2 separate regions of the Homo sapiens genome follow, and region 2 is linked to region 1. A link is a loop called in an ENCODE intact Hi-C map of the cell type or tissue named here. Cell type or tissue: chondrocyte. All regions are shown on one strand. Each heading gives the region's core, and the rest is flanking DNA. Links, peaks and the distances in the headings are about the cores only. Region 1 overlaps CDK15 (cyclin dependent kinase 15). Region 2 overlaps KIAA2012.

The links. Peaks named below come from ENCODE experiments on the same cell type or tissue, not always from the same donor. Only the 100,000 strongest peaks of a DNase experiment are listed, where the experiment ranks them.
Region 2: it touches region 1 in a loop (3-fold over the local background); 13 of 110 quality-filtered maps call a loop at or near these places.

The regions. Positions count from the first base shown.
Region 1 is chr2:201,854,070-201,869,510 of GRCh38, forward strand. CDK15 (cyclin dependent kinase 15) reads left to right here. Exons shown (of 14, transcript NM_001366386.2): 10 at 805-868. Among named protein-coding and RNA genes, the nearest start is that of CDK15, 55 kb to the left of the region's middle. In chondrocyte, for the core only: CTCF peaks have their summits at 4,673, 6,667 (motif pointing right) and 6,876; no DNase peak of the experiment used is centred there.
Region 2 is chr2:202,150,359-202,165,799 of GRCh38, forward strand. KIAA2012 reads left to right here. Exons shown (of 24, transcript NM_001277372.4): 14 at 4,315-4,452; 15 at 14,926-14,998. Among named protein-coding and RNA genes, the nearest start is that of KIAA2012-AS1, 41 kb to the left of the region's middle. In chondrocyte, for the core only: CTCF peaks have their summits at 8,631 and 8,833; no DNase peak of the experiment used is centred there.

The DNA.
Region 1 (15,441 bases), core at 3,042-11,041:
AGGCTGAGGCAGGAGAATGGTGTGAACCTGGGAGGCAGAGCTTGCAGTGAGCCGAGATCGCATCACTGCACTCCAGCCTGGGCGACAGAGCGAGACTCCGTCTCAAAAAAAAAAAACATCGGTAATTCAAAGCATAGACCAGCCCTTTTTCAAGTGATGTTGTTCCCATGACAATCCATCAGTGAAAAACCAAATACCATATTCCAAGCTGCTAGTCACAGAGAAAACAAGCAGATGAGATGAATGTAATAGAAAAGACTAGAGTTAGTTTTGGGGTCATCTTTAGCCAACATTCCATTGCCTGAAGCTCAGTAATCTGAATCCTTTTTAATTTGAGCACATCAGGGAACAGCTGAATACCCATGCTGAGGCATAATTTAAGCTGTCAAGTGTCTCCTGTCAATATACATGTGGTCATCTGATGCAAGGCAAAGAGACAGTCACTCCTGCTTCTTTATATCCCTAGCTCCCAACATGGTGTCCTAATGCATGATAATCATGCAGTAAATGTTCAGTGATGAGAACATGACTTTGAGCAAGGCTGTATGATCTGCCTCAGAACAAGTGAGTCAGTAAGAATGCAGGCCCCGGACCATAGGAATGTATTACAGTTTTGCCCAAGAAACCACAAACGTTGGAAACACTCAAGTTTCTTTCTCGTATACATCAGCTGGTGTCATGCAATGGGACATACATCTGACGCTTCCCTGTTCTTCCCTGATTTGTCCTGCATGTCTCCATACCTCTTCCATCCACCTCATCTCCCCACCTCACCTTTCTTTTTCTTTGTTTGGCTTTATATAGGTGCTGGGAGTCCCTACAGAGGATACTTGGCCGGGAGTCTCCAAGCTACCTAACTACAATCCAGGTAATATTGATCTGAGCTTCTGAATACTCTGAGAATTAGTAATGTAAGGAGAGCATTGGCCACGCTAACAGGGCGTTCTTGTATTGTGAACTCAGCGGCAAAGATGGGTGTAGAGGAATTTCTACATTCATATATTCCCTGACTAATCTTTGTATGAGGAAGACACTGAAAGAGTAGCTGAGGTTAGACCAGTTCCCCAGCTCTGTAAAACACAAGTAGCAAGCTGAATAGAATTTGAAATGACTATTACTGTGGATTCCACATCCATTGTCAAATACCCAATGGCTCAAAAGAACAACTCAAAAGATGGGCTCACTTTTGGGCCCCCTGACTGTCATAAGTGTATTGATTAGTATTGAATTGCATATGTATAAAAAGAAAGCTAATGCAACAGAACAGAGGTAGAGGCTCGCTAGGCCTAGGACATGCCAAGTAAGCTGTCTGTAGGTTATACTTACTAAGAGTTCATTCATTGCCTGTAAACCTGACACTTGGTCATTGTCTCTCACACATTTCATCTTTCAAGACTGGCTTCTGGGATCGATTTAGAAGTGCTGGAAGTGTTATCCATGGGGGAATTCTTTGAGAAGCTGTCGCAGGGCCACATCAGAGGGATCAGATTAAGCAGTAGTCACTTCAAGGATGTTGAGACAGAGGGGAGGAGACAGGCACTGAACTACAGGATGAAGGATCATATTAGAAGCTGAAGAAGCAAATAAAGCCCATGCCAAAGCTGAGCTCTCACTGGCAGGGTTGAAGGGGAGGTAGAAAGGTACAGATAACGACAAGATTAGGGTGGATATGCTCCAAGCCAGATTTTTCTAGTCTTTATGGTCTTACATTGTTCCATTACTAAAAATGAAATCTTCCCAAATTGTTGTCCTTACTTTTTTTTTTTTTTTTTTGAGATGGAGTTTTGCTCTTATCGCCCAGGCTGGAGTGCAGTGGCACGATCTCGGCTCACTGCAACCTCCACCTCCTGGGTTCAAGCAATTCTCCTGCCTCAGCCTCCCCAAGTAGCTGGGACTACAGGCACCCGCCACCATGCCCAGCTAATTTTTTGTATTTTTAGTAGAGATGAGGTTTCACCATGTTGGCCAGGCTGGTCTCGAACTCCTGACCTCAGGTGATCCACTTGCTTCAGCTTCCCAAAATGCTGGGATTACAGGCATGAGCCAGCGCGCCTGGCCTGTTGTCCTTACTAACTTTGGTATGAGATTATCCTGGAAGGGTTTCCTGAGAGCAAGAAATTGTAGGTAGAGTTAAAATGTGATTAAAGAAGAGAATAAAATACATAGGGAGCTGGGGACTCTTTTTCTTATTTTCTTTAGCATCCAATACTTTTGCTTACAGCTATCCATAGGGATCTGGCATCTTGAACCACCAGGATTATGGAAGCCCTACAGCAAGCTAAAGACTAACTGTAAAGTCCTTTCAGCTGCTTTGTGAATGGTTATATCTATTGCTAAAAGGCCTTAATATCATTTGCAAATAGTTTATGATTTCTAACTATTTTTCTAGAGTTTAACACGTGAGAAAAATGCTACTCTCTGGTCACAGGACTTAGAATAGTGCCTATTTCCATTGGTCTGAGATAGAGAAAAAAGAACAAGTTTCTTGTGGAGCCGTGGTCCAGTCTGCAAATTGCTCCTATCTCCAGTTGCCATGGTTTCCAGGAGAACGTGGCTCTCATCTTTTCCTGCCCTGCCTGTACTTCTCCCTGTCCACTCTGTTCTCTATTTTCCCTCAGCTTCCTAACTGAGAATGCCAGCAGAAGTTTAGAGTCACAGATGGATTGTAGGAAACAATTTGGATGATGCCAATACAAAGCTACTGTGGTGGGCATATGCTGCTCCCCCAAACTTCAGACATTTGGGTTTCAGGTTGGTCCAGGCAATCAACAGTGATCCTTAATACAAAATGTCTTGGTGAGAGCAATAATCAAGAAACTTGGCCAAAGTGCTTCCCTGCCAGATTGTGTGCTTAATAAGATAACTGGGTTCCGGCCGGGCGCGGTGGCTCACGCCTGTAATCCCAGCACTTTGGGAGGCCGAGGCGGGTGGATCATGAGGTCAGGAGATCGAGACCATCCTGGCTAACAAGGTGAAACCCCGTCTCTACTAAAAATACAAAAAAAAATTAGCCGGGCGCGGTGGCGGGCGCCTGTAGTCCCAGCTACTCGGGAGGCTGAGGCAGGAGAATGGCGTGAACCCGGGAAGCGGAGCTTGCAGTGAGCCGAGATTGCGCCACTGCAGTCCGCAGTCCGACCTGGGCGACAGAGCGAGACTCCGTCTCAAAAAAAAAAAAAAAAGATAACTGGGTTCCAATAAAACAGAGAAAATATGTTACATTTTAAAAAATTTTCTGTTGTTTCAAAACAATGTGCAGTTTTTCTATATAAGAAGAAAAGTCTCCAGGCCCAACATCCATAGGGCTCATCATCCATTGTTTTTCTTTTAAGTTTTCAATTTAATCCAAATAAGTCAAAAATTTTCAGGTACCTACTATCTGCCAGGTGCTGTGCCGTGCGCTGGGGCTACACAGATGGAGAGGGTGCATTCTTGGATCTCTAGTGTTTGGGTTTGGATTCATTCACCCACACTCTTTCACCAGTTCTCTTTGTTACTGGGGTGCTCATTTGTGAGCCCTGCTTCCATGGCTTGGAGAGTTTGTGGCTGTGGGCCAGGCTGAGCTTATGGAGCAAAGGGAGTTGGAACCTTAGCCATAGACATGATGTCTAAACCTGGATTTGGAAATCTTAAAAGTCCAGCCTATCTTGGGCCATGGGGTCAGTATTATTGATAACTCAATCCCAAGGACTGTGTTTTAAAAGGGTCTCCAACATCTGCATTTCAGGAACATCCTCTTACGTGAGTCAATAAGTTCCTTTTGAGCCACCCCCTACCCATCCCCATCCCTGAGCTGCTGTGGCTTCTAAACACTTGAATGTCAGTGATTAAGGGGAGCAGAAGACAAGCTGGGAGCCAGGAAAGTGTCACAGATGAGCACCGTGTCAGCAGCATTCTGGATGAGCTTCCCATTCCTTTCCTTTTCATTCTAAGTAGTCCTAGGAGCCCCCAAACTTTGAATCAGCCAGTACAATTTTGAGGGAGTCCAGTTGTCCGGAACTTGGGAGAACCATCCAGTGTCCATCTACACCCATGCCTCCATTTCTAGGCCTTATCTGGACACCTCTAGGAGGACAGCAAAGTTTCCATTTGTACAGCTTTTAAAAAGTCACCTGATGCTGACCCAGTCGGATTTCTCTGACAGTTAACTGTTTTCTTGGAGCTTTGATGAGCAGGGTTGTAAGTTTTCTAGCCATCAATTCAGATTCTAGTGCCTGATTAAACCTGGGCAAGGTAAGAGGGTTGTATAATTTTGGAAACTTGCTTTTCCTTCCCTCCCTCCCTCCCTTCCTTCCTTCCCTTTCTCCCTCCCTCCCTTCCTTCTCTCTCTCTCTTTCCCTCCCTTCTTTCCTTCCTTCTCTCTTTCACTCCCTCCCTCCCTTCCTTTCTGTCTCCCCCACTCCCCGTTTTAAGCAAGCTGGCTGAGAACTCTGTGTCCTCCACTTCAAAGGGCCAGTTGTCTTATTTTGATGTGGGCAGATTGAAAAGTAGGCTTTGAAAAGTAGGCGCTTTTTTTGTTTAATCTTTTCTCTTGGGATAGCTTTCAGAGCAATATATCCAAATGTCAGTGAGGGGGTTCTGACGAGCACGGATTCCCAGACTCTCAGCAGGATCATTCTCTAACAGAAATATAAAAGTGAAATATTAAAAACCCTGGAACGTGAACTCCATCTGCAGAGTACCCAGTGTCTTGCCTGCTTTCACCAAGGGAAAAAAAATAAATCTTGAAAAAAGAGGGAGGAGAAAAAAGTGTTTTGAGTAAGAGGTTTACAGGTTTAGTAGAGCATAGTAACATCCCCTCAAAGAAGTGGGTGTTGCTCTGTGACCCCCCAAAACGCTCCTCCTTTGACTCAGCCGCCAGAACACTCACCCTCCTCCGGCAGCACACCCCCTTTTCACATGCTAACTGAGGCGCCCGTGATTGGCTGAACAATAAACTGGTCACACTTGCTAAAGGGCTGCCGTCTTTCACACAATTAGCCAAGACACATTAATCAAGCTGGCGGGCCGGGGCTGCGCGGGCCTCCTGCAGTGGGGGAGGGGAGAGAGTTTGGTGAGTCTTAATAATACTCCACAGGAAGCAATAAAGAACCGCAAGCTGGAGAGGATTCTGCTATCAGAAAGTTGGAAGAGTTTAAAGCCCCAATGGATGCCGTAGCTAGAATGGACAGGAGTTGTGGCGCTGAAGATCCCAGAAACTTAGAGCAAATTGAATGTTGGTCTTGGCTAAAATCTGCTAGTAGAAGACAGTATTGTGCATTCAAATGGCGAACCTCTAGAGACATTTTTACAAAGTTCCTTTAGCCTTCTTAGCTCTCCCTACCACTCCCACGAAAATGCACTCAGGAGCCACTCCGCTTTGAAGACTGAAGCCCTGGGCAGTGGCTATGCCAAACCATACAGTGTAGGTTTCACCATCAGAACCAATAGAAAGGAGGAATATACAAGAAGCAGAGAATACCATTCTGGATGAGATTTCCATTCCTTTCCATTTCATTCGAAGTAGTCATAAGCACCCCCAAACTTTGAATTCAGCCAGTACAATTTGAGGGAGCCCAGCGGGGAGCCCAGTCGAGAGTTCTCTCAATTTAGAACAAATTAAGAGAAAGTATTAGCTGGAAAGGTATTGGTCCTAAACTAAGCATCTGAAGGGTATTAAAAATAGTTAATTTTGGGAGAGAAAAAGTTAACATTTGTATTTTTAATAATATTTTCTGATTTTTCTTTCTCAAATTCCCTTTAAATAGATGTTCCAATGGCAATACAGAGCTGATAAGATCATACCTTAGAAATCAGTTTGCTACAGAATCATGTAGAGCTTTTAAGAGAATCAACTAAATATTTAGACATTTCTCAACTAAAGTAAACGGAGGCCTTACTCCTCTGGAGGTTGTCCAGTCACCATCTCATTAGATGCAAAGATCCTGCGATAAAGAGAAACTTTTTTTCTTGCCTACATGATTGCAGCCCAGTTGTGGTTTTTAATGTGTCATTGATTGTTTCATCCAACTCCTTTTGCTCCACTGAAAGGGTCTGTCATAGCTCTGTTTGCTTCCTTAAACACGGTTTTTGAAAGCGCTCACGCTGTGTGAGCTCAAATCCTAGCATTAATGTACTGCTGGGTTCATTTCACCAAACTCAAAAGCGCTGAGTTTAAATCCCTCTCAATTCCATTTGAGGCACCAGAAGACTTTATCCTTCTCCACTAATGGTTCCAAGTTTACATCTAGATACTGGGGGTCAAGGACAGGAGAGGATTTAGAAATAACAGTGCATGACATTAGTCAATGCATTTGCCAAATTGGCAATTAGTTCCTGATGTGCGTGCAAAGCATTTTATTCCTGTCTCTTTGATGCTTGTTCCCATAAAGAAGGGAATAGGGTCCACAGAGGCCTTCAAACTTTTAAAGAAATATCTGCTGAAAATCATGCCTGATTTGTGACATGAGCTCAGCCGCAGGGAAGCATCCGGGATTATCCTGGTTATTTTAGTCCTAGGAAAGAACACTGCACGTGGGAAGTTTTTCCACTAGAAGAACGTAATGAAAATCAAAAGGCAGGAAAGCGGTACTAAAAGCCCTGCAGGGACCAGAATCAGATGTACCATAAGCGACAGGCCAAGGGATGCCCAGTTGTTTTTCAGTATGCTTGCTTTATCAACTTCTGACCACCAGGTGGAAGCAAGAAACAGCATGGATGGCATACTGACATCGGACAGCATCGTACTGCAGCAATGCAGCCTTGTTCTAGGAATGTCTCATTTTGACCTTAAATCCAGTGTGAGAGCTTCACTGCGTCTGAAACCACTATGAGACAGAAGATGATTAAAATGATCCTTGTCCCCACTGGGATGATAAAGAGCTATTCTGCTTTGGGCTCAATGAGTTCTGAGCAAGTCTCTGTGTTTGCTGTGAGCACAAGCTAAGGTCTGCATCTGGGTCGGCATCAGCTTGGTTGTATGAGCTATTAGCCAAGGGAGTTATTCAGTGGGTTGAACTAAGGGGAAAGATATTGATAAAAGAGGCTTTAACTGCAGGCATCAATTCATATGGAACTGTAAGTCCAAGCTCCCCCTTTTACTATCTGGGGTAACTTGAGGAAGTTACTTATTTCCTAGTTCTGTAATCTGCAAAATGGGAGAAATCCTATCATTGTAAAAGTGTTTCCTATGTGCCAGACACAGAACATACACAATTGCTAATCCTATTACTGCCTGCCAAGATCGATGCTGGGTGGAGTAGCCCGATTCTACAGATGAGGAAACAGAGGCTTTCTCCTAGGCTCACAGAGAGGTGTATACTTATTGGAAATGGCTGAAATCTGCATCCAAACCTTGTTCTCCTTTCATTAATCATGTTGTATCCCTCTGTCTCATTTTGCAGGATGAGTCTGAAAAATAAATTATATTGAATTGCATCTGCTATAGTGCCTAACTTTTAGTAGGTACTCAATAAAAGTTCCCATTCAGTTTTTTTTGTTGGTTTGTTTTTTTTTTTTTCTTTTTTTTTTTTTTTAGATGAAGTCTCACTTGTCACCCAGGCTGGAGTGCAGTGGCATGATCTCGGCTCACCGCAGCCTCCGCCTCCTGGGTACAAGCGGTTCTCCTGCTTCAGCCTCCCGAGTAGGTGGGAATACAGGCGCACGCCACTGAACCCAGCTAATTTTTGTATTTTTAGTAGAGACAGGGTTTCACCATGTTGGCTAGGCTGGTCTCGAACTCCTGACCTCAAGTGATCTACCTGCCTCAGCCTCCCAAAGTGCTGGGATTACAGGTGTGAGCCACTGCCTCCATTTGGTTTTTTACACAGTGTGGAAGTTCAGCTGCTCAGTGACTTGCCATGGTTCAGACCCAGTGACAGGTGTGTGAGAACTGATGCTATCTCTGCTCCCTTAGAAATATTGGCTTTCTTCTAGAGGTCAGAAATACCTCCAGGCACCAGAACTGACTTTTGTTTTTACTTGCATGGCCTAAACCTTGCCTGAATCCGCACATCCTAAGAGCTGACTCTGAGTTTTCAAATGCCTACCTAAGTCAGTTGTGTGCCCGTTAAGGCTGTTCTTATTTGGTGATGGGTCCATTCTGCTCCCCACACCTAGACTGCAGTAATATGTCTGCCCACTCTGTACCCACAGGGCCTTTCCCTGGGAGAATCCTTGTCATCTACATGCTACATAATGGGTATCTAGTAAGGGCTACTAAATCACAGACAACATTAGTGTTACCATTGTTAATTTCACCCAAACATGGTATAGTGGAAAGAGTGCTGAAGTTTTCTACAGAGCACACCTGACCACTTCTAGTGCTTCTAGTATTTTACACAAGCCCCCTACCTGGCACATAATAAGTAGTCAGTAGATATTTGTGAAATGAAATCAATGACTAAGAGTTAGAAAACCTGAGTTCTAGTTCCAATTGCACCCTCTTGGACTCTAAATAATTCTTATTGTCTGCTTTGCAAAGAAGAACATGTAAGTTATTATTCACCTTAATAATGGTAATAATAATTGAGGACTAACTATGAGCTAGACACTTTACATATTTTACTTTACTTTGATTCACAACAGCCTTATCAGATAGAGACAATGTTGTAAACCCTACTTTACTGATGAGAGAGCTGAGGCTTTGAGAGAGGTATGTGACTTGCTTAGGGTCACCTAACCAGGAAGGGGGTGACCTAGAATATCCACACCTGTTGGACTCCAAGTGGGTCGTAGCCGTATTCCACTTTACCTTAATTATCAAAGGGCAGATATAATGATTTGGTAATTAAAACAGTGCCCTAGACTGGGGACTGGCCATAAACTTTTGCAGGTTCATTTCCAAATGATTATGTCTTTCCACCCAGACGTGATTTTAGAATCTGTGAGCCTGGCGACATATTTCAGGAGTGTAATCTGAGTGGAGTTCCTACCCTGGGACTCCAGCAGCCTCCCTCGCTACAGCTAATGAAGCCACTGGCGTTCACTGAATCTATGAACCTCGATTGGGCTCATTACTGTCTCACTTCTGGAGCGCTGCTGAAAGCTCCTGGGGAGTTACTATTAACATCTTTATTAACCCGTCCCCCAAATCAGTCAGTGAAATTAATTTAGATACACAGCCACTTTGATCTTCATTAATGGTTGCTTCTAGTTTCTACATTTATTTTTAGTTTTCTCATCTTTAATTTATTTGGTGTCAATTATTAGTTTTTATTGAGGGAGGAGTAGATGATCTTAAAGTAATTAAGATTAGGAAAAATTGCAAGTGAGTGAAAGCAGGTAAAAAGTATTTTTTCTAAAGTAAAACTCCAAGAATATATACAATTTTAATTTATTAATTAAAAAATAATAAATAAATGTTCTTAATGTTAAAAAGAAATAAAAGTTCCTTCCAAGTTGAAGAATAAAAGAGGCCTGCCTCAAGGTGCCAAATAACATGTAAATGGCTCAAACCAGAGCCTCCTTCTCCATGTTTATGGCCAGTGCTTTGCACCATCAAGCTCTGTAAAACACAGAGCTGGGGCTGGGTGTGGTGGCTCACTCCTGTAATCCCAGCACTTTGGGAGGCCGAGGCGGGCGGATCACTTCTGTAATCCCACCACTTTGGGAGGCCGAGGCGGGTGGTTCACTTGAGATCAGGAGTTCGAGATCAGCCTGGCCAACATGGTGAAACCCTGTCTCTACTAAAAATACAAAAATTAGCCAGGTGTGGTGGCAGGCACCTGTAATCCCAGCTACTCAGGAGACTGAGGCAGGAGAATCACTTGAACCCAGGAGGCAGAGGCTGCAGTGAGCCAAGATCATGCTGCTGCACTCTAGCCTGGGCAACAGAGTGAGACTCCATCTCAGAAAAACAACAACAACAACAAAAGAAACACACATAAACAGAGCAGGTATACAAGTGGGCTCACCTGAGTTACTTTAACGTTTTTAAAGTAAGGTTTAATATATTTATTTCATTTTTATTTTTCATCCAACCATCTACTTCTTATTTATTCAGCAAATATGTATTGAATGCTAGGTACTAGGGACTGAGAGAGTAAAAAATAAATATGACACTGGTACCTGCCTTCCAGGAATATAGTCTAGAGGGGAAAATAAATAAATAATACAATGTGGGAAGTATACTACAGCAGCATTGCCTGGGGATCTTTAAGAAACTAGGGAAATCTTGGACTTGGCTGTGATATGACAAGAAAGAACAGGAAAATAAAAGAAAAGAAGGAACTAGGGAAATGGCCCTCTTAATTTGGGGAATTTAGGGATAGTTTTATTTATTTATTTTTTGAGATGAAGTCTCACTCTGTCACCCAGGCTGGGGTACAGTGGCGCGATCTTGGCTCACTGCAACCTCCGCCTCCAGGGTTCAAGTGATTCTCGTGCCTCAGCTTCCCAAGTAGCTGGGATAACAGGTGTGCGGCCCCATGCCCAGTTAATTTTTGTATTTTTAGTAGAGACGGGGGTTTCACCATGTTGGTCAGGCTGGTCTCTAACTCCTGACCTCAAGTGATCCACCCACCTCGGCCTTCCAAAGTGCTGGGATTACAGGCATAAGCCACCGTGCCTGCCCTAGGGATGGTTTTTAAAGAAAGAGATGTGAGCTTGGCCTCCCAAAGTGCCGGGATTACAGGCATGAGCCACTGTGCCCGGCCACCCCTGCTATTTTATTCAAAGGAAACAGAAGGGGGAAGGAACAGATTTATAGAGAAGGTAATGAGTATAAGGTTTTAACATTTTGAGATTAAGGTATCTGTGGAACCACAAAATGGAGATATCTAAAAAGCAAGTAGAAATATAAACTGTGAGTACAAAAGTCCAGCCTAGAAATACAGAAGTCACATGCTTAAATCGGTATTTAAAGCCTCAGGTGTGAATTTAGTTGCCCAAAGGAGAGAGTGTAGAGAAAGAAGAAAGGACAATGAGGGAACCCTGTGGGGCCAGTACTGCAGGACTGGGTAGAGGGAAGGGAGTCTTTAGAAGCTGAGAAGGAACAGCCAGAGGAGCTAAAGGAGACTAGTAGGTAATCCTAGCAATACCATGGAAATCATATGGCCAGCACTCACTGGAAGAGGGCTGGGTTCCATGCCTGTGTATTCTCAATGCTGAGCTCATTGGCTGCATGTGGTGGCCCTTCAATATTTGTGGAGACTACAAGGAGTTGTCAATGTCAAATGATGCCTCATTAAATACAACACTCACTGAAAAGCATGATCAAGCCATAGGTCAAAAATCATTTGTTGGGGTAGACAGAGTTCAGTCATAGCCCTGCCTCTAAGAGAGGGGAGAGTCCTGACTATGCCCATTCCCTCCACCTTCTCCATCCACCAGGAGCAAGGCCTGGTCTCTCCTTCCTTTACAGAGACCTCAGGAACAGGCTTTAGCGGATGGGATATTTTCTCAGAATCCACAGAAAGTTTTGATTCACAATTAGAAAAGTGATACGCTACAAATATGAGTTGGAGGACCAAGGTTGAACAATGCCAAGGAGCACCCTCAGTGAGGACACTGGCTTTTAGAGCATCCTGATGATGCTCAAAGGGGACTCTAAAGCTCGGGAAGGGCCAGGTGCAGTGGCTCACGCCTTTAATCCCAGCATTTTGGGAGGCCGAGGCGGGTGGATCACCTGAGGTTAGGAGTTCAAGACCAGCCTGGCCAACATGATGAAACCCCATCTCTACTAAAAATACAAAAATTAGCCAGGTGTGGTGGTGTGTGCCTATAGTCCCAGCTACTCAGGAGGCTGAGGCAGGAGAATCTCTTGAACCTGGGAGGCAGAAGTTGAAGTGAGCCAAGATCGTGCCACTGCACTCCAGCCTGGGCGACAGAGCAAGATTCCATCTCAACAAAAAAAAAAAAAAAAAAAAAAAAAAAGCTTGGGAAGCCTTGAGCCAAATACTAGAGAAACTTCCAAGCCAGCTACCTGAGGAAGAGTGAAGCAAACAGTTTTGAGGACATGAGTGAATGTGTGTGTGTGTGTGTGTGTGTGTGTGTGTGTGTGTTTGGGGTGAGGGTGAAGGGCACGTAGGAGAAAAAGAGTTACAGATTTTGGCAGTGCAGTTTTCAAGTTACTGCTTCAGATAGCGAAATAAGGCTAACAACATTATCAACTATTTAAATATACGGTATCTCAAGAATGCATTGTATTCAGGAAATTCCAGAGGTGTAGTTCAGTAGACAGCACTATAAGATAACCTTAGGGTGATTGTGGCAAGACTATAGTAACTAGAAAATGTTTTACCTTGAGCTGAGACTCAGAATGGTGCAGTGATGTTTTACTAAATCAATCAACAAATCTCTGTTGACTAAGGTTACCAGATTTGAATTCCGTTGTGAAATGAGCTTTATTAAATATTTATGAAAAATGGACGGTTTTTACTATGGTAGCAACAGTTCTGCCCTCATTTTGATTTCACTCCACTTAGTTTGGAAATTTAAATGCTCTGCTTTATTACTTTCCTTTTGCAACTTTGCTTTTCCTGCCTCGAATTCCAATTGAACTCAAATGAGAACTCTTTTTAGAGAGAACTGCAGAGGGATGAGAAGGAGAAAAATCAGGTCTAATGATTTACTCTTGTCTTTGGAAGGAGAAGGGAAACAAGCTACCTCCAGACCTATTATTTTTAGAGGCTATTGAAGCCAGAGAAACCAGACTCCTCTTGAAATGGTGCTGTGTGAAATGCCTATCTGTTTGTGGATCATTCTCTCACTGATCACTCACAGCTTACCTACTGGGAAAAATCAATGGGAGAGAGGCAAGGTCATTCAGCCTCAGGTTATCTGCCTGAGTGGGAGGGCAGGCCACAAACAGGCGATGGGCTTTGCTTCTGCTTAATAGCAGCTCCCTGACTGACCCGGACACATCCATTCCTGTCTCAGCTAATGTAGCTACAAAATAGAGGTGGGAGGGGCGTCAGCACAATCCTTCTACCCCAAACATGGACTCAAGTACAAAATGTTGTTATTCCTGGGGTCCTGGGGCAACTATTACAGGTCATCCTTTTCTGGCAGAATTTACGAGAACTGAATTTTCCCTTGTCATGCTTCCTCTCTCACATCCCTGAACAAACATATTAAGTATGTGTCAGACACTGTGTTCTGCAACATGTATATACATTGATTAATTAAATTCTTACAACAACCTCATTTGAGTTGTTACAGATGAGGAAATGAGCCTCAGAGAAGTGTTTGTTGAGTTGCTGGTGAGTGATAGACCCTGCCCTCTTTGCTAGACCAAAGGTCCTCTGCCTTAGCTCCTCGCTGGAAAATTCTGGAGACCATTGAAGACATAATAACAGCCCAGGCATGGTGGCTCATGCCTGTAATCCTAACACTTTGGGAGGCTGGGGCTGGAGGATTGCTGGAAACTGGAGTTTGAGACCATCCTGGGCAACATAGGGAGACCCCATCTCTACAGAAAATTTTAAAAATTAGCCAGAAGTGGTGGTGTGCACTTATGATCCCAGCTACTCAGGAGGCTGAGGCAGGAGAATGGCTTGAGACCGGGAGGTCAAGGATGCAGTGAGCTGTGATCATGCTCATGCCATTGCACTCCAGCCTGGGCAACAGAATAAGAACCTCTTTCAAAAACCAAAAGAAACTCATAATAACAGTACAATAAGTAACCAATGTCTGGACCCTTCCCAGGCTAGTTGAATCAAACCTCAGGGCTTCCTTTCTCGTAAAGGTTTCCAGACGATGCCAGTATGCAGCTCCCTTTGAGAACCTACCTCTCCAAAATGAGAGGTCAGAACCAAAAGAAGAAAAGGAATAAGATTAACACTTACTGAGCCCCTACGACTGGCCACGTGCTTAATCTTTTGTAATTCTCCCAGCAACTGGAAAATGATTCCCATTTTACAGATTTGGAAACTTCTCAATTATTTAACCAGAGAGGCTAAGCAATTTCCCTAAAGTCTCAAAGCTCGTAAGTGGCAAAAAGGAGACTTGAGCTTGGGCTTGTGTTCATGTTACCATACTACCAAGCTAAGAAACACACCACTGACCCACACTGAGGACTCAGAAGAAATCAAGTCAGACTTAGAGGAACTGGGGCTTGGAGCAAGTTAGAATTTTAGTAGAAGACATTTAGAGGAGGTTTCCAAGGAGAACTAACAATAAGGCAGAAACACCTGAGTGGGAGAGAGAGGGATGTTATGTCAGAAAGGGAGAGAAGCAGGAAAAAAAGAGACAGAGTGAAGAAATTTTTATATTACATTTACTATCCTACTTTCACAACCCTATGCAGTAGAAACTATTACTATCCCTCTTCTGCAGGTGGGAAAACTGAGGCCCAGTGAGGTTAAGCAATATCTTCCGGTCACACAGCTGGTAAGAGGCATAGTGTGGGTTCACCCGGGTCCTGGGTCCAAGTGCCTGGCCACGCATTGTTTATACTGCCCATAACTTTTCAAAGGAAGGGAAAGAGGAAGGAAAAGCAGATAGGATTTATTTTGTTTAATGGTCCAGAGCAGGCATTTTGCACTCATTATTTCATTGGTTCGCTTCAGGTGAATACCACCTTCAATTTGCATTGAGAAAACTGAGGGTTGCCCCTACAGAATGCGAGAAAATTTTTGCAATCTACTCATCTGACAAAGGGCTAATATCCAGAATCTACAAAGAACTTAAATAAGTTTACAAAAAAAAAAAACCATCAAAAAGTAGGCAAAGGATATGAACAGACACTTCTCAAAAGAAGACATTTATGCAGCCAACAGACACATGAAAAAATGTTCATCATCACTGGTCATCAGAGAAATGCAAATCAAAACCACAATGAGATACCATCTCCCACCAGTTAGAATGGCAATCATTAAAAAGTCAGGAAACAACAAATGCTGGAGAGGATGTGGAGAAATAGGAATGCTTATACACTGTTGGTGGGAGTGTAAACTAGTTCAACCATTGTGGAAGACAGTGTGGCGATTCCTCAAGGATCTAGAACTAGAAATACCATTTGACCCAGCAATCCCATTACTGGGCATATACCCAAAGGATTATAAATCATGCTACTATAAAGACACATGCACATGTATGTTTATTGTGACACTATTCACAATAGCAAAGACTTGGAACCAACTCAAATGTCCATCAATGATAGACTGGATTAAGAAAATGTGGTACATATACACCATGGAATACTATGCAGCCATAGAAAAGGATGAGTTCATGTCCTTTGCAGGGACATGGATGCAGCTGGAAACCATCATTCTGAGCAAACTATCGCAAGGACAGAAAACCAAACACCGCATGTTCTCACTCACAGGGGGGAATTGAACAATGAGAACACTTGAACACAGGGCGGGGAACATCACACACCGGGGCCTGTCATGGGGTGGGGGGCAGGGGGAGGGATAGCATTAGGAGAAATAGCTAATGTAAATGATGAGTTAATGGGTGCAGCAAACCAACATGGCGCATGTATACCTGTGTAACAAACCTGCAGGTTGTGCACCTGTACCC
Region 2 (15,441 bases), core at 3,826-11,825, 300 kb after region 1:
TGTTTTTCTGCTAAACATTTCACCATTCCATCAGTTTTTTTGGTTTGTTTGTTTGGTGTGGGGTTTTTTTGTTTGTTTTTTTGTTTTTTGTTTTTTGTGTTTTTTTTTGAGACAGAGTCTCGCTCTGTCGCCGAGGCTGGAGTGCAGTGGCGCGATCTCCGCTCACTATAACGCTCACCTCCTGGGTTCAGGCAATTCTCATGCCTCAGCCTCCCAAGTAGCTGGGACCACAGGCTTGCACCACCATGCCTGGTTGATTTTTGTATTTTTAGTAGAAATGGGTTTTGCTGTGTTGGCCAGGCTGGTCTTGAACTGCTGGCCTCAAGTGATCCAGCCACCTCAGCCTCCCGCAGTCCTGGGATTACAGGCATAAGCCACCGCACCTGTCCATTCCATTAGTTTTTAAATCATCTCCACCAAAGTATTCACATAAAAGAAACAAAAAACCTTCAGGCATCTCTGCTTTCTTCAGTTCCCCCATTTTCCTTCCCTTCCATTTAACCTTGTGTTTTCTTCTCTCTCCTGTACCTTTAGAGACCTTGACTCCTGATCACTATTTATTCTTCTGTCTTTGCTCTCAACATACCCAAGAGCTGCAAGTGTCAGTTTTGATTGCTCTGCCACTCAGAAAACAGAGGGGTGCCTCATGGGGTCAAGGATGGAGCCCAGAAGACTGGGGCAGACAGGCCTAGAAATCAGGAATTCCAATTTCCTTTTAAAAGATCCCCTGCTTACCTCTAAATAATCAGACCACAGGGCCAGGCACGGTGGCTCACTCCTGTAATCTCAGCACTTTGAGAGGCCAAGGCGGGTGGACCACCTGAGGTCAGGAGTTCGAGACCAGCCTGGCCAACATAGCAAAACCCCATCTCTACTAAAAATACAAAAATTAGCCGGGCATGGTGGCACACACCTGTAGTCCCAACTACTCGGTAGACTAAAGGAGGAGAATTGCTTGAATCAGGGAGGCAGAGGTTGCAGTGAGCCAAGATTGCGCCACTGCACTCCAGCCTGGGCAACAGAGCAAGACTCTGTCTCAAAAAATAATAATAATAATAAAATAATTCAATAAATAAATAATCAGACCACAGAGATACCAGCTACCCTGATTGCTAAAGATAGATTCATCCAGGGCTGGCTCCAGCTTGTCATCCAGCTCTCTCCTCAGAGCAGCCTCCTCTGACCATTTAAGCCAAGCGGCCACCCCCTTCCCATTACCCTCCCTCCTAGCACCATTGTGTTGTCTTCACAGACTAGTCACCACCTAAAAGCATCATCTTGCTTATGTGTGTGTTTGTTTGTCTGACACATAGTAGGCACTTAATAAATATCAGTTTAATGGATAAATGAAAAACCAACCAAGCACGTGACTTTCATTTTTATTTTTGTATTTGTTATTACTTTTATATTTATTTATTTTAGAGACAGGGCCTTACTCTGTTGCCCAGGCTGGAGTGCAGTGGCATGATCATAGCTCACTGCAGCCTCAAACTCTTGGGCTCAAGGATCTTACCACCTCAGCTTTCTGAGTAGCTGGGACTACAGGCACACACCACCACACCCAGCTAATTTTCTTTAAATTTTTTTGTAAAGACAGGATCTCACTGTGTTGCCCAGGTTGGCCTCAAACTCCTGAACTCAGGCAATCCTCCTGCCTCAGCCTTCCAAAGTGATGAGATTACGGATATGAGCCACTGCACCGGACCTAGCATGCGACTTTCTTTCCTGCTTTCAATTTTCTGACTTTTTCTTCTCCCATCACTACCTCTTCTTTATATGTTTAATCTTTTTTTTCCTCCCATATCCCAAATCCCCTTTCACTATCATTCATTCATTAGAACACTTGAACGTAATGAGCAAAAACAGTACTTCACATTCCAGTGGGTATAGAGCCTTCACTCAAAACATTCCATCAAGTTAGAATTGATGGCCTCTGAACATTAGGGAGATGAGCCATATGGTCAGGAGAATTGTTTTATCGAAAGATTTATAGGTCAAGTGCTTTGGGGAGACTTTTCTCAAAGCCTCTCAACTCCCCCACTCTTCAATCTGAGCCCCAAATAAGGAGTTAAAGTAATTTCAGGCGTTGGAACTCGTCTTGACTATGCCTTTTGTTCTCCCATCTAACACAAAATCTTCTCTTGGGGATAATGGAGAAATTTCCCTCAAATCATTATCATCTGATTTCTATTATTCTATCCAGTGATTCATGCATGATTGTGGAGGCTAGAAAGCTTGAAATGCCTTGTCTGAGTCTAGCTTGGACCAAATGCTTTCATTTTATCGAGAAATGGAGAGGGACTGTCTCACCCTGAAAAGCTAATCAGATATGTGGCTGAGATGATAAAAAAATTGGATGTGTGTTTATCCAGAAAAATCTTTATCTCTAGCCACATTTCAAAGCAAAAGAAAAGGGTGTGGGTGTTCATTGGAATGATGACTGTTTGTGGGGACTCACCAATTGTTAATTCATCATTAATGTTTAAAAGTAATATAAATGTTATGGGAGGGAGAGTTTATGACTGCCCAGGGAGATGGCCTTCTGAGAGTCTCCTAGAAAATATGGAAATTATCAAATCCACACTCAGGGTGATCTCATGACATATTAATGTATGTGACCCCAGCAAATTTGTCCCAAAAATAATAAATTTTATCTTTGGAAATGAGGAACCAGTGCTACCTAGAGGACTGTCTTCTGGAAGTCAACACATACTTCCTGTAAAGGTATCTTCACTGCTCCCTCCTCCTTTGAATTGAGGTGGGCCATAACCTGTTAGTTACTCTTTTGTTCAGCCAATATGTATCAAGTGTGTGTTCATTTCCAGACCCTGTGCCAGAAACTGCTGGGACAATGGGAACGGAACAGCCATGGTTCCTGCCTTCAGGGGGCTTCCAGTCTAGAGGAGGAGGAGAGATGGCTGCACAAGCCTCAGCAATCATTGTGGTCAATGGTGGGGAGGTGCTCATGCTCTGGGTGGTCACAGGGGCACAGGGAAGCCATACTTGAAAGATGAAGAAGAGTCAGAAGAAGGGGAGAGGGAAGGACACTTACAAAGGTCTTGCTCCAGGAGCTCAAGGGCTGGTGCCCATGTGGCCCTCTGCACCTGCTATTCCCATAGCCAAGTAAACACTTCATGCAGATAGACCTTAGAACCTTCCCTCACCATCTTCAGAGCTTTGCTCAGTCATTGCTTTTTCATGGGACCTTCCTTGACTCTCTGCTTAAAATTGCAGCCTCCACTTCCATCCCCAGCTATTCCCTCAGCCCACTTTGTGTTTTATTTTTCTCCCTGTCACAAACCACCTTCAGATGTACTTATGTTCCACTTCCTTATTGATTCTGTCTTCCCTTTCAGTGGAATGGATGTGCACTCTTCATGAGGGTGGAGACTTTCATCCCTTTGGGCACTGCCCTATCTGCTCTGCCTGGCATAGAAAAGACACCCAATAAATATTTGTTGTGTGACTAAATGAAGCAGGAGAGATCATCCAGGGCCAGGCAGGAAGGGCTTATAAACCTTGTAAGCCAGTTGGCCTTCCTCTTGAGGACAATGGCCTTTGAAGGTATCAAGCAGAGAAGTGATATGGTCCAGTATGCATCTTCGAAGGAGCAGCCAGGTTGCAATGTGGGGCATGGGCTGGAGGGCAACTTCAGATCCAATTCTGTGGTGTCCTGAAATGTGACACCCTTTGTACAGCCCAGAAGCTCGGAGAGCCCCCGGGGCCTCCCAGACTCCTCTGTTAGCTCATTCTTCTTTCTGTCTCTGCTACATTTGTTCAAATCAGTCTTCCTAACATATCAAATTCATTTTTGTCATCTTGGAAATAAACTGGAATCTTGCTATAACCATATTTGCTGCAAAGCAGATTTGATAACCATTCAGCCACTATATAAGTATCAAAAATATCTCATTAAAAAGGAGCCTTCAACAGATGGTAATTTTAGCTCTGCCATATAGCAGCTAATGGCTTTGGGCAAGTTGCTTAACCTCCCAGAGCCTCCTGGTTTCCTGTCTGTATAATGGGAGTAACAGTACCTGCCTTACAGGGTTGTTGTGAGGGTTAAATAATTAAAGCCCTGGGACCTAGGAAGGTCCCTTTTTCCACTTCCGTAGGCATTAATTAATAAACAGTCTTGGGCTATTTTCTCTCTATAGGGTCCTCTGTGTCTTCAACAGTAACAATAGTTGCTGCGTATTATTGTTTCAATGATTTTTAAAATTGCCTTCTGTAAATATTTGGGGATTTGGACTAGCTCTTGTTGCACTGTATATCATTCATATGAAAGTTCGGGCTTTCTGCTTCTCTTCACAGGGAGCCCAGCAGTCCTTGGAGGCAGCAGCTCAGAAGACAGGAGAGCCTCAAAGTTGTATAAATAAAGCGCTGATATGTTCAAACAGAAAAGAATTTTACACGCGCAAGCTGCACATCGACATGACGCCGTTCCTGAAGGTGATCTCACACTGAGAAGACGAGGGGTTTTATAGACACAAACACAGGAATTCCAGTTAATACACTTCTGCATGGTACAAAAACAGCTTCAGAAGTCCCTCAGAGCTCCTGCATTATCAGAAGGGACAGAAAATAGGCAGTTTGTAGCAGATGAAGAAAGAACAAATTAGGACAGTAATCACAGCCAGCCATCGGGGACAAATCAGTCGGGTGTCTGGTTTGGGTGGTGGGGGACAGGGAACAGAGAGGAGAAAGAGTAACTTTAAACCACCTCATAAAACAGTCAAATATAATTCATTTTATCTTGACAGTAGCTAAAATAATTGTTACTGTTTTACCACTGTCACTTGGTAGAGTTGATATTACTACTATAGAGAAGACTGATTCTTGAGTTAACTATTTAGACGTCAACTGCAAATTCCTTTCTGGATATCTGGCCTTGCTTTCTGTTCTCTAAGAGTTCATTGATCTCACAAGCTCAGCTTCATTTCAAGTTAAGGGTTCTGAGGGTTTCTATAGTGAGGGTGGCATTTGTCCATCTTTGCAATACTCCCTCCCACCCCAGCATCGAACACAGTGCCCGACACATGGAAGGTGCTCATTAAATGCTCCATGAATTGGCCCATCCTTTTCATCGCACACTCTCTGGTTTAGGGCCCCTTTCCTACCCATTCTTTGCCCTCCTCAGAGCTTACTGAACTGGAAATAAATAGCCATGGAGTGAAAGAAACTGACCAGGAACACAGCCAGGCCTGGCATGGAAGGATCTCAGATCCTTCATAGTACCCTTGAGGAAATATTCCAGGCCTTTGATAAGAAATGACTGAGAAAGACAGGAATGGGGCAGAAGAAACCAAATACTTGCGGAGTGCATGATGGTGGCTCTATCTAGTGCTATAGACTGGCAGGGCCTTTGGAGGTCATGAGGGTCACCCTCCGAATTCCCTGGGCTGCCCCAATCCCAATTCTACAAGGTGGGGCTTTGATTAAGAGTCATGCATTTGCCCAAAATCTGTCTCTGTCCATGACTGGGCTCTGCTTTTCGGGGCTTCCTCTTAGATAGGCTCTTCCCCAAGGGTGGCAAGTTGGCCACCAGCTTCTATTTCCCAGGTCATTCCGGTACTGAATATAAACCAAATGTGGGTCACTTATCCATACCCAAATGAAATGCCATTGGCCCACCCTGGAGCCACAGGGACTGAAAATGGGAAGAGAAAGGATGTCTGACAGAGGAAAATGGGGTACTGAAAACTATAAGAAGGAATTTCAGCTACTCAGGAGATTGAGGTGGGAGGATCGCTTGAGTCCAGCAGTTCAAGGATGTAGTGTGGTATGATTACACCTGTGAATAGCCACTGCAACCCAGCCTGGGCAACATAGTGAGACCCCATCTCTATAGAAAAAAAAAACTACAAGAAAGAAGAATGATTCTGGACGTCAAAAGAAAAGATATTTGTTACGAGTATTCAAAAAATACTGCCATACTCCATGACTTATCTGGTGAAACTATCCCTTTTATTCTTAGCAACAGTTTAGTTCTTCACTTAGGGCTGAGAGAATTATGAATCGTACTTTCTGGGAGGAAATATCATCACAGTCACCATTCATTAACCAATATTTGAGCACCTGCTATCTACTATGTGTTTGGCAGTTTCTGGGCATTTGGGATACATCAGTAAACAAAACAGACCAAGATCCCTACCCTGCTCCAGGATAGTACAGGTAACAGACAACAGACCTAATACACAAGCAGAGTGTGTAGCATGTTCAAAGGTGATAGCTGCTAAGGAAATGAGATAAGAAAGTGACTCACGCCTGTAATCCCAGCACTTTGGGAGGCCAAGGCGGGCAGATCACGAGGTCAGGAGATCGAGACCAGCCTGGCTAACACGGTGAAACCCCATCTCTACTAAAAATACAAAAAATTAGCCGGGTGTGGTGGTGGGCACCTGTAGTCCCAGCTACTCGGGAGGCTGAGGCAGGAGAATGGCATGAACCCGGGAGGTGGAGCTTGCAGTGAGCCCAGATCACGCCACTGCACTCCAGCCTGGGTGATAGAGTGAGACTCTGTCTCAAAAAGAAAATATGGAGCATCTAAGAACGCAGAATTCAAAGTGGGGAATTTTACAATAATTGCTTGTATATTTAGTATCCACAATGCTTTTGTATTACACTTTTTTTGTCCAGCAATTTTGGCACAGTATTATAGAAGGAAAAGTGTTGTCATCCCTAAGGCCCACTTTCCTGTCCACCTCCCTCAAGACTCACAGAAATGGCAACTCAGCCTGCTTCCAAAGGACTCACGAAGTACACGCTCGGTACACTTTCTGACTCCCAGACCAGTCTTTGCCCCAAAGACCTTCTCTTGGAAATGTTCAGTGTTCACTGCTCTCCCTAGATAGACCTTCTCCTTATGGATGTGGTAGCTCCCAGATTCCTGGGGATTGCCATGTAGTAAGACACAGTCTCAGGGTAGTACAGACAAAGATGATGAGTTCAAACAGAGAAGAGCACACAGGCTGTCCTCCACACCTGGAGCTGTGTGGAAACCAACTCATCCTATACATTCATTTGTGTATCTCCTGCCTGTCCGCAGGGCATGTCATTCATTTTTGCCTGGGGCATGTAGGAAGCATTGCACGTTGCAGGGGATGAGGGTAGGTGATAAGAAAGGTCAAGGCAGAACAAGGGAATGGAAAGAGATAAAAATAATCACAGTTGCTAACATTACTGAGGACTTATTCTGTGTCTGGCTTTGTTCTAAATTGTATATGCATGCATTTATTTAATTCATAAAATGAATCTAAGTATGTAGAATTACTCCATTTTACAGATGAGAAAACTAAGGCATTGAGAGGCTAAGTAACTTACCGAATGTCACACAGTTGGTAAATGGCAGAAGCAAGATTTGGTCAGGCAGCCCAGTTCCAGTGCCTATGCTCAACCATCTGTTATAAAGCCTCACTGCAGCCCCCAGCTGAGCCCTGTCCAATCAAAAACACTGCCTATCATGTTAGCTAAGCATCCAGCACTCCTTCTAGAAAATTCCATTCCTATGGACACATTCCATCTGCACCAGGAAGATTTTCTGACCCCACAGGATTTTGCCCTTCCCTCCAGTCCCACTCAAGTTCTGTGGAGACAATATAAAGCTTTCTCTCCCACTGATCATTCGGTTCCCCTCAGCCAACATATTTTTATTTTTAGACAGTCTCTCTCTGTCACTCAGGCTGGAGTGCAGTGGCACGATCTTGGCTCACTGCAAGCTCCCCCTCCTGGGTTCATGCCATTCTCCTGCCTCAGCCTCCCAAGTAGCTGGGACTACAGGCGCCCGCCACCATGCCAGGCTAATTTTTTGTATTTTTAGTAGAGACGGGGTTTCACCATGTCAGCCAGGATGGTCTCCATCTCCTGACCTCGCAATCCGCCTGTCTCAGCCTCCCAAAGTGCTGGGATTACAGGCGTGAGCCACCGTGCCCGGCCCCCTCAGCCAACATATATTAAATATGCTCTGAGTATCAGACACTGTGATAGGCACTGAGGATACAGAGATGAATCATCTCTATCCTTGACCTTCCAGGGAGCCTAGAATCTAACAGGAAGATAAACAATGAAACAGGTAATAGCACAATGTTGTGGCAGAGGCAGGCTCACGTTACTACAGGAGAGCATTCATTCATTTTCCATTTGTTGCATGTGAACTTCTCACATTTTAAGAACCTCTTTACAACACTGAAGGCAGGGTTTCACCATGTTGGCCAGGCTGGTCTCAAACTCCTGACCTCAGGTGATCCACCTGCCTCAGTCTCCCAAAGTGCTGGGATTACTAGCGTGAGCCACTGCACCCAGCTGAGACCAGCCTGTTTTCTAAATCAAAAAAGAAAAAAAAATTTTTTGAACCATGTTTTTAAAAACTCAATTTGTGTTTTTTCAAAAAGAAATGGTAATTGATGAATGAATAAGGATAGAGGTTTTTTTCAGGGACTTTTTAAATTATCAGGGTTAGGTCATGGTAGTAGGGAAGAAAATAGCAATAATGCCTATTAATGCTAGATATCAAATTGAATATCCTTATACTCCACATTGATATCAAAGGATGTGTATGTTATGCCCAGAACATCTGAAGAATGAGAAATAAGCTTCCACCTCGCAGTTCCCACACAGTTAGCATATAGTGCCCTCAAATGCAAGGTAGAGGAATTGGCCTGAACACGGACAACAGCCAGCCATGCCTGGAGTTAGAGCTGCCCCACCTGTTTTGAGACCAGTCCCAAGCATTACGTATGTGGGCAGGTGTACATGCATCCCACGAAGCAGAAGGGGGCTGCCCCGAAACCTGTGGATTTCACATACAACAGGAAAATAATGCTTGGCTTAGGACATCATCCAAAGATGGAGCAGGGTGCCTTAGGAGATAAGTTCTTGTCTCCACAATCATTTAAACGTGCCTTGATGACCACTTGGCAGGAAAGTTGTAGAGGGATCACGAGCTGGTCTCAAGATTTAATGGTGCCAGGACACTTGAATAATATTCCCAGGAAAAAATATGTATGAGTGTGTTCTATTTCCAAAAAAAAAAAAAACAGAATTAAGTATAATATTATCAATATTAAAGTGTCAGACTAGTAGTTGGGAAGCCCTGGGTGGGGCAAGGGGTACTTCTCTGACACTCTGATACTAAGTGACCTTGTGATGCTTCTGAGACTCCATTTTCTCTTTAATAAAACAGAAATAATAATACTGGGACCTGACAGGGCATGGTGGCTCCCACCTGTAATCCCAGCACTTTGGGAGGCCAAGGCAGGTGGATCACCACCTCAGGTAGTTCGAGACCAGCCTGGCCAACATGGTGAAACCCCGTCTCTACTAAAAATATAAAAAATTAGCCGGGCATGGTAGCATGTGCCTGTAGTCCCAGCTACTCAGGGGGCTGAGACAGGAGAATCTCTTGAACCCGGGAGGCGGAGGTTGCAGTGAGCTGAGATCGCACAACTGCACTCCAGCCTGGGCAACAAGAGCAAAAGTCTGTCTCAAAAAAATAATAATAATACTGGGAACTCCATACCTGCCTCTCAACAGTGAAGCAAGAATTACATGAACTAATAGTTTTGAAAGAATGTTCACATCTGTAAAGGACTCAATTCATAAGGGAGAAAGGAACATTCACTGATCCCTGCTAAGGGCCAGGCCCCTCACATATTGAGCCTTGTATAATCTTCCTGTCACCCTTCCCAGTAATTGTGCTGATCCCCACTGTGCAGATGAGGAAACCGAGGCTCAGAGATGACCAGTCACATGGCTGGCAGCAGAGGGAGCTAGGATTCAAAGCCAAAAATCCCCACAATATCAGAGATCTATGAGGTCTGTCTGTTCTGTTCCTGTGTACCTAGTTGTACTTCTTTGTTCTAGCTGCAGAACCCAAGAAGGGAGCAGAGATTTGATATTATATATTAATCTTTTTTATCTTAATAACACAAGATACTTTATGATTTTTCATAAGGTCTTTTTTTTTTTTTTTTTTGAGATGGAGTCTCGCTCTGTCACCCAGGCTAGAGTTCAGTGGCGTGATCTCGGCTCACTGCAAGCTCCACCTCCCGGGTTCACGCCATTCTCCTGCCTCAGCCTCCCAAGTAGCTGGGACTACAGGCGCCCGCCACCATGCCCAGCTGATTTTTTATATTTTTAGTACAGACGGGGTTTTACCATGTTAGCCAGCATGGTCTCGATCTCCTGACCTCGTGATCCGCCCACCTTGGCCTCCCAAAGTGCTGGGATTACAGGCGTGAGCCACCACGCCCGGCCAAAATCATAGTCTTTAACAAAGACAATGTAGGGGACTTTTCTGTTACACAGGAAAAGTTATACTACCTTGAAGTTGAAACTTTTGAATGAGATCCTGATTTTCTTCCATCATTTAGAAAGTATTGAAATTAGTCATTTATATTCATGTATCATATGGTATGTTACATGGAATTTCCAAATGTCTCTTCCTGGTTAAGCCTTTTGAGAACTCTACAATTATTTATTATTACTCCCATTTCACAGGTGTAGAAGCTGAGGTTCTATGATAGGTCATGCAGCTGGCTCAAGACAGGCTGGAGGCCGCACTTCAGACTCCTGCAGCACATGCTCCTCCATCCTCCCAGCAGCTCCCTAAGAAAGCCTGCTGTGGTCCTAAAAGTAACATGCCCAGCAGGGGGGCTGTGCATGAGAGTGGAGGGCAGGATGGCTGGAAGGTTTTCCAAGGAAAAGATAACCTAAGATCACTTGTCCAGCATCTGTCGGTTTCCAGTTGAAGAAACTGAGGCTCAGGGGTTAAGTAACTCCTATGGTCTGTAAGACATCAAGTGTAGTAGTTAGGACTTGAGTGCAGACAGCCTGACTGCAGGACCTGTACTTCAGCCACCGGAGAAAGCGCCTCTCACATGTTGGTTTCAATGCTGTAGTTTGTGTTCACAAAGTGTTTGTGACTCTTCCTCCTCCTCTCCCAGTCTTATAATACCACACTGCTGCCAGTGCTCTAAATACAGCTCAGTCTTATCAGTGGTTTGCTTGAAATTCTTTACTGTGTCCCCATTGGCCCTCTGGTTAAATTCCAAGCATCAAAGATGTATTTATTTTACAAATAGAAAAATATAACATGTGCAATTTTTCTTAAACTCCGAACTGTAACATGCAAGATCTGGCCTGTGTCTAATTTACACTGTCCACACACTGCCCCCGCACCAAACTATCCCCTAACCAGCACATGCTGCTTCCTCTGCTTGGAATTGTTCTACCTTCCCTTCACTGCAAGATTTAGCACTGTGTCTGCTGGTAAACAACCTTCCCAGCCTAATTTAGCTTCACCTCCCATGAGGCCCTGCAGAAACCTGTCATAATCTGCCACAACATTTATCACGCTGCATTGCAAACTGACTTGTCATTTCCCCACAAGCCAGTGAGCATCCTACGAATACATCTTTCATCTTTGTGCCCCCGGTGCCTATCTCGGTACCTGGCACACAGCAGACACTCAATAAATGTTCATTAGCTGAATGAACAGAGGAAGAGCAAACAACCTGGCCAAAATAACAGAACTGGGATTTGAATTTACAGTCCCTCCATTTGTTTTGCTCACTCACCAAGTATTATTACCTGTTTCCATCACTCTGTTTTAATCATGCATTTGTAACTCAGACTAAAAGTGACATCACATTTTATTTAGGTTTAGTTTCTTTAATTCAAATTTTGAATCTGAAATATATTCAGAAGGTTTTTTTTTTCAAATTTAAGTAGAAAACAGTATGCCTTCCAGCTGCTCAGCTCCCTTCCCTTGAACAACTGGAGTTGCTAGTTTCCTGTGTCCCCTTCCTAGAATGTATAATGCATATATATAAGCAAATACAGATAGATACATACACAGATAGATATTATATGCAAATCTTAGCATATTATACACATTGTTCAGAGTCTTTTTGTTTGTTTGCTTGTTTGTTTTTTTAGATGGAGTCTCACTCTGTCATCCAGGCTGGAGTGCAGTGTTGCGATCTCGGCTCACTGCAACCTCCGCCTGCTGGGTTCAAGCGATTCTCCTGCCTCAGCCTCCCGAGTAGCTGGGACTACAGGCACGCACCACCACACCTGGCTAATTTTTGTATTTTTAGTAGAGACAGGATTTCACCATGTTAGCCAGGCTGGTCTCGAACTCCTGACCTCAGGTGATCCACCCACCTGGGCCTCCTAAAGTGCTGGGATTATAGGTGTGAGCCACCACACTTGGCCCAGAGTCTTTTTTTTTTTTTTTTTTTTACTTACTACATCTTGCAGTTCTACGTTAATTCATAAAGAGATGCTTGTAGGCCAGGCGCAGTGGCTCACGCCTGTAATCCCAGCACTCTGGGATGCCAAGGCGGGTGGATCACCGGTCAAGAGATCGAGACAATCCTGGCCAACATGGTGAAACCCCATCTCTACCAAAAATACAAAAATTAGCTGGGCGTGGTGGCGGGCGCCTATAGTCCCAGCTACTTGGGAGGCTGAGGCAGGAGAATCACTTGAACCCGGGAGGCGGAGGTTGCAGTGAGCTGAGATCGCACCACTGCACTCCAGCCTGGCAACAGAGCGAGACTCCGTCTCAAAAAAAAAAAAAAAAAAAGAGATGCTTGTGCTTTTTAATGGTTGCATCATATTCCATTGTATAAGCTAATAATAATTTATTTAACTAGTCCTCAATTGATGGGACATTTAGGCTGTTTCCAATCTGTTGCAGTGAATGAATGACTTTAAATAGAAGTTATTTCACATGTATATTCTTTTTTTTTTTTTTTTCAAGATGAAGTCTTGCTCTGTTTCCCAGGCTGGAGTGCGGTGGTGCGATCTCAGCTAACTGCAACCTCCACCTCCTGGGTTCAATCAGTTCTCCTGCCTCAGCCTCCTGAGTAGCTGGGATTGCAGGTGCATGCCACCACGCCTGGCTAATTTTTGTATTTTTAGTAGATACAGGTTTTGATCATGTTGGCCAGGCTGGTCTCGAGCTCCTGACCTCATGATCTGCCCACCTCAGCCTCCCAAAGTGCTGGGATTACAGGCGTGAGCCACCACACCTGGCCACATATGTATTCTTATATCTAAAAAAAGATAGTTCTTTTGACACTCTTCTAAGCAACATACAATTGAATTGACAGAGTTTCAAATTAAGACTATTTCTTTTTCTAACAAAGATTCACCTGAAAATATTTTTCCAAATCCCTGAGTTTCTCTATCTCCCTCTCCCACTCTGTGAAATGAGAAGATATTCCTTGCCCCTGAAGGCTCATGGCTGTGTGTTGTTGAGACTGAAGTTTGATCCTTCTTGGCATTAAAATTCTTCCAAAAGAAGAAGCTTGACTCTCCCTTTCAATACAGTTTCTTGTTAGATTAAAAGGCTTTATAACCAGGGATATCTAGTCTTCTAACTTAGCCTGTTACTCCTTTCCATTTATTCAGGGAATTTTTTTTTTTTTTTTTTTTTTTTTTTCCTGTACCAGGCCAAATTGACTTTGTCTCCAAAATAAGAAACCCAAAAGTAAGAAAATTATTTACCTGTGTTAGCCTTTTTATGTCAGTATATATCATCAGCTACAAACACTAAGCTAACAAGTGAGAAACAAACACACAAGGTAAAAAGCCACCAAGTGAGGGAAGTCAGAGGGGAATTAAAGAGAGTGCCAAAATAGCAGATAATTAGTTGTCTCTTCTCAAAGCAGGATGCAGCTTTGATAACAAAGTGGAAAGGTGACTGTCACTACAGAATGAGGGTAAACCCGGAGAGACTTCCAGGACCCTTCATGCCAGATTCCAGCTCTAGCACCGAGATGAAGCTGTGGGTTGAGCAGGGATCCAGGTGACAAAGGCCCAGATCTGGCCTCATCAGACACACGGGGCTTACTTGGGTCACCAACTCTACCTGCCATGTTACTTTGGCACTGAGGAGCTGCTCTTGCAACACTCTAGAGAAGAGCATGATTCTCAGTCCTGGCTGCATATCAGACTCACCCTAGAAGCCTTAAAATGCCCCAACTCCAGCTGTATGACTGTTATTATTTGGAGTTAGGACCTGGGAATCATTTTCTGAAACTTCTCAAATAATTCTAATGTGTAGCCAGGGTTGGTAACCATAGTTATGGAGATTTCTGGGAGGAGGGATTGCAAGCAGCTTGTATGACTCAAGGAAAGAAGGAAGAAGGGATCAAATGTGATAAGAAACCAAATCCGTGGTAATCCTGAGGATGCCACAAAAGGCCTGTCTGACCCTTTGGCTCCCCTGCTTTAAATCCTGAATGCTTTCCATTTGTTCTCAAGATAAAGACCAAAGTCCTCAACCTGCCTTCAAGGCCATGGGGGTTTGACTCCTCCCAGCCCTGCGCAGTTCTCTCAGTCTCTGCTGTAGTCACACTAGTCCTCCCTCAAGTCCTGGAGGTGCCCTGCTTCCTTCTGCTAGTTGGCCTCTGTCATGACATTCTTCTCGCCTTCCTCCAGTAAACTCCTACATGCCTTAGGCATTCAGAACTGCACAGATGAATGGGATAAGACCCCATGAAAATAAGTACAACCAGAAAGCTAACAGTGCTTGATGCTGCTGGTGCCAAGCCTGCCTGGCCCTGGCTTTTTCTTTTTTTTTTTAAGAGACAGAGTCCAGGGTCTTGCTATGTTGCCCAGGCTGGACTCAAACTCCTGGGAACTCCTGTTTTAAGCAATTTTCCCATCTCAGCCTCCCAAATAGCTGAGACTACAGGTGCATATTATTATGCCTAGCCCTGCCTGGCTCTTTAAGCCTGTTTAACACTAGTAGCAGCCTTCCTGGAGACTTAAGTAAAAAGTTGACGAAGAAGGAGAAGAAACCACTAAGAAAACTGGCTTCCCTCTTACCAAAGGTCATGGGATCACAGAAGTGTTTTAAGTGTTTGCATTTATTATGTCTAATGTATTCTTTGTTGTGTGTTAACCCAATAGGAAAGTGGAAATGCACTGGACTATCAGGAAGAAGCAGGGAGACCCCTCAGAGAAACTCACCACAACGACCAAGGTACAGACCACTAGGTGGGGCTTTATAATCTTATAGCCATAACTGTCAGATGAACTTTGCACTGTTAAAAGATGTTAATGGGAGGCCAGGCACGGTGGCTCACGCCTGTAGTCCCAGCACTTTGTGAGGCCAAGGCGGGTGGATCACCTGAGGCCAGGAGTTTGAGGCCAGCTTGACCAACATGGTGAAACCCCATCTGTACTAAAAATACAAAATTAGCTGGGCGCAGTGGTGCATGCCTGTAATCCCAGCTACTCGGGAGGCTGAGGCAGGAGAATCACTTGAACCCAGGAGGCAGAGGTTGCGGTGAGCTGAGATCGCACCACTGCACTCCAGCCTGGGCAACAACAGCGAAACTCCATCTCAAAAAAAAAGAAAAATGCCTAAAGTCACAGATTTTGGATTTCACCCTTAACTTGATCTTTTTCTGTTTATATCTTTTA